Linked DNA regions of Homo sapiens: region 2 is linked to region 1. The links are chromatin loops, found by intact Hi-C in ENCODE. Cell type or tissue: transverse colon. All regions are shown on one strand. Links, peaks and the distances in the headings refer to the core of each region. The heading gives the core; the rest is flanking DNA. Region 1 has its middle 240 kb from the start of CTSO. Region 2 overlaps GUCY1B1 (guanylate cyclase 1 soluble subunit beta 1).

The links. Hi-C counts contacts between places; a loop is a spot of excess contacts. Peaks named below come from ENCODE experiments on the same cell type or tissue, not always from the same donor. Only the 100,000 strongest peaks of a DNase experiment are listed, where the experiment ranks them.
Region 2: a loop joins it to region 1, with 12 times the contacts of the local background. A loop is called at or near these places in 2 of 110 quality-filtered maps.

The regions. Positions count from the first base shown.
Region 1 is chr4:156,196,236-156,199,153 of GRCh38, forward strand. No RefSeq gene overlaps it. Among named protein-coding and RNA genes, the nearest start is that of CTSO, 240 kb to the left of the region's middle. In transverse colon, for the core only: no CTCF peak of the experiment used is centred there; no DNase peak of the experiment used is centred there.
Region 2 is chr4:155,800,835-155,803,752 of GRCh38, forward strand. It overlaps GUCY1B1 (guanylate cyclase 1 soluble subunit beta 1), which reads left to right. Exons shown (of 14, transcript NM_000857.5): 10 at 1,508-1,745; 11 at 2,790-2,918. Among named protein-coding and RNA genes, the nearest start is that of GUCY1B1, 43 kb to the left of the region's middle. In transverse colon, for the core only: no CTCF peak of the experiment used is centred there; no DNase peak of the experiment used is centred there; H3K27ac peaks cover 2,500 bases.

The DNA of each region.
Region 1 (2,918 bases), core at 142-2,641:
ATGGTATTTTGTTAAAAAGCCCAAACAAAATAAGAGAGAGATATGTATTTATTTCAGTTTACATCATAGGAGCAATTAGTTAATATTTTAAGTATTCTAATCAGAAATATACACACTGAGTGACTCAAAAAGTACTCGCTTAGTTAACATTTGGAAAAAAATAAGAACAAAACCCTAAAATAACAGCAACATACAAACAGAAGCCCAAGCTCCAGAATAGACTGTTTCTAATTTATAGCTGTCTTTATCTTTCCAAAATATTGAATGGTTGTTAAATAACAGAAATGCTAGAAGTTACGGTTCATCGGTGAAAAAGTTGGTGTTTAAGATAGGGGAATGGGCTGGAAATACCATGGGAGAAATACGGTAGGGGGCAGGGAAGTGCTAAGAAGAGAATGGTGGGGTCCCTGGCGACAGCTCCACCCTTGGGCCTGTGCCCACGGATGTAGGTGAGGACAGGCACTCTTGTTTTCATGCCCAAATGTTGCATTTTCCAAGACCACCCTGGCCTGCCACTTCCCACATCCTGTGTGTCTAAAAACTCCAAGACCCTAGCAGGCACAGACACAAGTGGCTGGACGTCAAGAGGAACACACCAGCAGAAGAGCACACAGGCAGCTGGACGTGGAGAGGAGCAGAGGAGCAGAAGAGCCACCAACAGGCACCAGCAGACACCAGCAGACAGGCGAATGACGTGGCGCCAAGGGGAATTTGGCCGGGGCCATTGGAGGAGAATCTGGCCACTGAGCAGCCCAACCCCAGGGGAAAACCACCTTCTTACTCCATGCTTCTTCTGGCTCCCCATCCACCTGCTGAGAGCTACTTCCACCATTCTATGAAACCTTGGACTTATTATCCAAGGCCACACGTGATCCAATTTTTCAGGTACACCAAGTCAAGAACCCTGGGATACAGAAAGCCCTCTGTTCTTGCAGTAAGGCCCATGATCTATTTGAACAGATTAACACAAGCTGCCTACAGATGGCAAAACGAAAAGAACACACTGTAACAGACACCCACCGGGGCTTCAGGAACTGTAAACATTCACCCCTAGACACTGCCATGGGGTTGGTTGGAGCCCGCAACCACAACCTGCCTGTCTGCATGTTCCCCCTAGAGGTTTGAGCTGCCAGGCACCAAAGAAGCAAGCCGCACCCCCACCACCGGCCCTGCAAGGAGGATAGGGAACTTTTCCCATTTCAGGAGCGCAGCTGGCCTTGCATGAGTAGAGTGTAGGAATGGAATGAGCTTAATTACATCTATGATTCAAAATGACGCTTGGGACTCTCCGTTCTGCTTTTGGCCACTTAGGACTCTTGGAAAAAAGCAAAGCAAAACAAAACTAAGTTCTTTCATTAGCCTAAACTGGCAGCTATCTTGGTAAAAATTTTAGGCAATGTACTGTTATATCTAGCTACAAGTTCAGAGACCAGGGTTTCATTGAGTTTATATAATAGGAAGAGTGAATGTTTTATTGCCTACTTAATGATAAATATTTAATGTCTCTTAGATTTGATCTGAGATTTTTTCATTGTAACATGCCACCTGATAGCTTGCGATAGGCAAAAGAAAAAGAAAAAAAAATTCTCACCCTCTTCTAACTAACTGAAAGTTAATAGTATTTTGTAAAGTAACTACATAATTCTGAAAAACCAAATTGACATAAGTCATAACAATATCCCATCTAGCCTGTGACAGAGCTGCAGGATTCAATCCCAGGACTGATTCACTGGCCCCCCTGGGTCATTATGCCTCTTTAGAGAATCTCTCTGCTGTATGTATCACTAATTATAATCCTGGGCTGGATTTAAAAATAATCGGACTGACCAGGTGGTATGAATCTGTCATTCTGACTTTTCAAATTCCCTGGTCTCCAAAAGCCGACTGTGGTTCACAGTGCTTTGACAGAAGTTTCAGGCTTGCGGTTTTGTGTTTCCATAAGGGTCGTTTGGCAAGACAAGCTTCGTGTTAAGGTGGGATTCGACATGCCTAAGCCTTTTCCTTAAAACTTTATTACTGTGAATAACTCAGTTTTGATAAATTAATCTGGTGGGAAACTTTTCTTCAAGCGTACTGTATTACCTGTGGGAACTTAGGTTCCAATAGAAGCAAATCTAACTTCCATCAGCAAGAGAACCAGTAGAACACGGGAGTTAAATCAAAATGTTTTATGCTTTCTTCTTTCAAACTTGCACGACGAAAAGATAGAATTATAGTATTGATACAGGAGTGCTGGGAAGGGAAGAGCCTGGTCCCCTTAAATGATACAGAGTACGGGAAGGGAAGTGCCGGGTAGAGGAGGGCGTGGTCCCTGGCTAGGGTTCCACCCCCACGGACCTAGCTGAGGGCAGGTACTCCTGCCTTCGCACCCAAATGTTGCATTTCCCAAGAACACCCTGGCCCGTCACGCCCCCATCCTGGGCCTATAAAAGCCCAAGACCCTAGCAAGGCAGAGACACAAGCAGCTTGATGTCGTGAGGAACACCTAGGTGGAAGAAGACACAAGTGGCTGGCCTTGGCGAGCCTGCCAGTGGAAGAGGACACTGACGGATGCTGGCACACTGGCAGGGCATCCACCGGTGGCACGAGGTGGAGTTTGGTGGGGGCAGTCGGAAGAGAGTCGGAAGAGAGCCGGATGCCCCCGAGTGGCCCAACTCCAGGGGACAACCATCTCCCTTCTGACTGCCCCATCGGCGGAGAGCTACTTCTACTCAATAAAACCTTGCGCTCATTCTCCAAGCCTATGTGTGATCGGATTCTTCCGGTACACCAAGGCAAGAAACCCTGGGATGCAGAAAGCCGTCTGTCCTTGTGATAAGGAAGGGGGTCTGAGAAATTGAGCTGATTAACACAAGCCGCCCATGGATGGCTAAACTAAAAGCACCCTGTAACACATGCCCACTGGGGCTTCGGGCTGT
Region 2 (2,918 bases), core at 166-2,665, 400 kb before region 1:
AACATTTGGCGGAGCTTCTAAGACCTTAGGACTAACGTTCAAAGTCACATGGGTTTGTAGGTTTGAGTTACTCAATATTCTGTTCTGGCTGTTTGTATTAGAAAATCATCTAGGTTTCATTTTTTTTGTATTGTGACTCAATTTGCTAATATCTACATTCATGATAAATAGATAAATAACCAGCACTATAAATAACATAGCCTTTAAATTATGACATATGCAGATATTCTGTACTGAAAAAGCTCTTAATTCACTTCTTTTCCTAAATTGTCAGCTTAAGCAGAGTATTAGCTTCTCTTCCTAGACCAGGAGTCCAAAACTGGGAGTTGCTGGGAGTTAAACAGCGGCCTTGTCTTTAATACGAGTAGCTGATAAGTACTTATTACAGAACTACTTCTTTGTTTGGATTCCCCAAGGTGGGTTTCACATTCAGGAACTATTTGCACCATTTCGAGTTACTGTGCTTCAAAAATCCTTATATTATTTTTTAGATTATTAGATTTAGAATTTGGTTTTTGTAGATATTTGGGTTTCAAGGTGATGTCATTAGAAACCATTTACTATTAATTTTCTTTAAAGCTAAGTAGTTTTACTGTTCATACTTACTATTCAAATATAGCTTTAATATTTCATAAAACATTCAATGTTTAAAAGTTGAAAATGAAAGACCGGAGAAATTCTACTATGACTAGGAAAAACATTGAGAGCTCAGCTCCATTTTGCATATTTAAACTTCCCACATATGCCCTTTTGCTTTAGAGCAAAAGGCAGGAAGAAAAAGGCAGGAAGGCTTCATTTGTTCCTCTTCAGTCTTCCAATCCAGAGCCCATAGGTCTAGTTTCTGCTTCTTTCCCTCTAAATTCACCAGCTGTCATCCTCCTCCTGTGTGCTCACATTTGTCCCTTAGCATGATCCCATAGTAGTCTCAGTTGTACCTAAAGAAATACAATAATTTATTTTCTAGACCAACTTCCTCTGGTTTTATCAGTTTCTTCTATGGAGGAGTGAGGCATGAATGAGACTGGAGAGAAATTCTGCTTCTTTTAATATTACTTACCAAAAATAGAGACATATTTCTTATTCTAAGAGGCAAACCTGTTTCCATTATTGTGCTATTCATACCATGTTTTAGGTGCTGGTAATGACAGTCTTCATACTGTGACTATCGTAATAGCAGGGTCAGAATACAGGACTACAAATGAAAACTTTGATTTTCTATTACCAGTCTTTTTGTTTTGTCTGTTTGCTTGGCTTATTTTGATTTGGTTTGAACTAGTTTGGGCTTGCGGATGTCTTATGTGATTAGGATGAACAAATAATTTATGTTTTCTGTAAATCCTTGCTTATAAATACAGCTAATATTTGATGCTAATTTTAGAGGATGTCCTGCTAGAATCCAGGCCTTTAAAGTACAAACGACACTGATGCTGTGTGAAAAGGACAGCAGAAGCACTAAAGGCTTTCCCAGTATTTCTTACAGTGGCTTTCTGCTGATCCCACTGAACAGATTGCTGTATTCTGTCCTTCCTCCGTCTGTTGCCAATGAGCTGCGGCACAAGCGTCCAGTGCCTGCCAAAAGATATGACAATGTGACCATCCTCTTTAGTGGCATTGTGGGCTTCAATGCTTTCTGTAGCAAGCATGCATCTGGAGAAGGAGCCATGAAGATCGTCAACCTCCTCAACGACCTCTACACCAGATTTGACACACTGACTGATTCCCGGAAAAACCCATTTGTTTATAAGGCAAGTGTTCTTTATCGCTGACTGCAGAGCTATCCAGAGGCTGGCGTTCTGAGACTCCCCTCCAGAGGCCATGTCATCACAGCTCTCTGACTCCAGCACTGCAGCCTTGAGTACAGTGAGCCTCCATGTATTCACTCTTTACCATGTTCTTAAATAATTGCCTCTTGTTATAAAACTGTCTCTTCCTTGTAACCACAATGAATGTTTCATGAAGTGGGTGATTCCCTGGTTAAAATGAAATGTTCACCATCTTATTTGCACTTAGGCTAACAAATCTGGACAGGCTGTTTATCACATGTAGTATAAACATAGCATTCATTTTAGTCCTCTGCAAGAGACATTTTTACTGAGATATATAAATGCTTTGTACAGTAAAGAAGTCATGAAGCATGAGAAGGACTCAGATTTGCGTTTAGATAACATCAACTTGAAGAAGATAAACATTTATAAGGCGTTTTTGCCCTTTGTTTCATTTAGAAATAAATATAATATTGGAAAAAAGAAGTCAGTGGAATATTGCTACATAAAGGCAAGAATGTTAAGTAAACCATCTCTAGATATCTGGGGTAATATAACTACACAAGGACTATTTATTTTATAGTCATTTTCTGAGGTACACTCTAGCATGTGGTGAGCACATCATACAAACAAATGATTAATGACCGTGATAAATCACTGAACTTGAAATGGTGGCTCTCCATGCCGTCAAGCCATCACTGTTTTAGGTAGAAATGTAAAAAATTATTCTTCTGAATTATAAAGTTATCTGAGGTGAGAAATTAATTGCTTACTAAAGGAAAAATAATTCTATGTCTGTACCTGCCCGTCATCAAAGACCCCAAGTGTCCATCATGTGTGTAAATTATAAGTAATTGCAAGGTTTCATTTTGTTGGAGTTGAATATATTAGAATTTTAAGAGAATTAAAGGGGGAGGGAAGCTTAAAGTTGCTGGTAGACTTGAAAAAATATGTTTTTTGTTAGGGTAATAAATGAAACAGTCTTTTTTATGCTAACCGTGAACATCTAAATATATGTACTGTTAGGTGGAGACTGTTGGTGACAAGTATATGACAGTGAGTGGTTTACCAGAGCCATGCATTCACCATGCACGATCCATCTGCCACCTGGCCTTGGACATGATGGAAATTGCTGGCCAGGTTCAAGTAGATGGT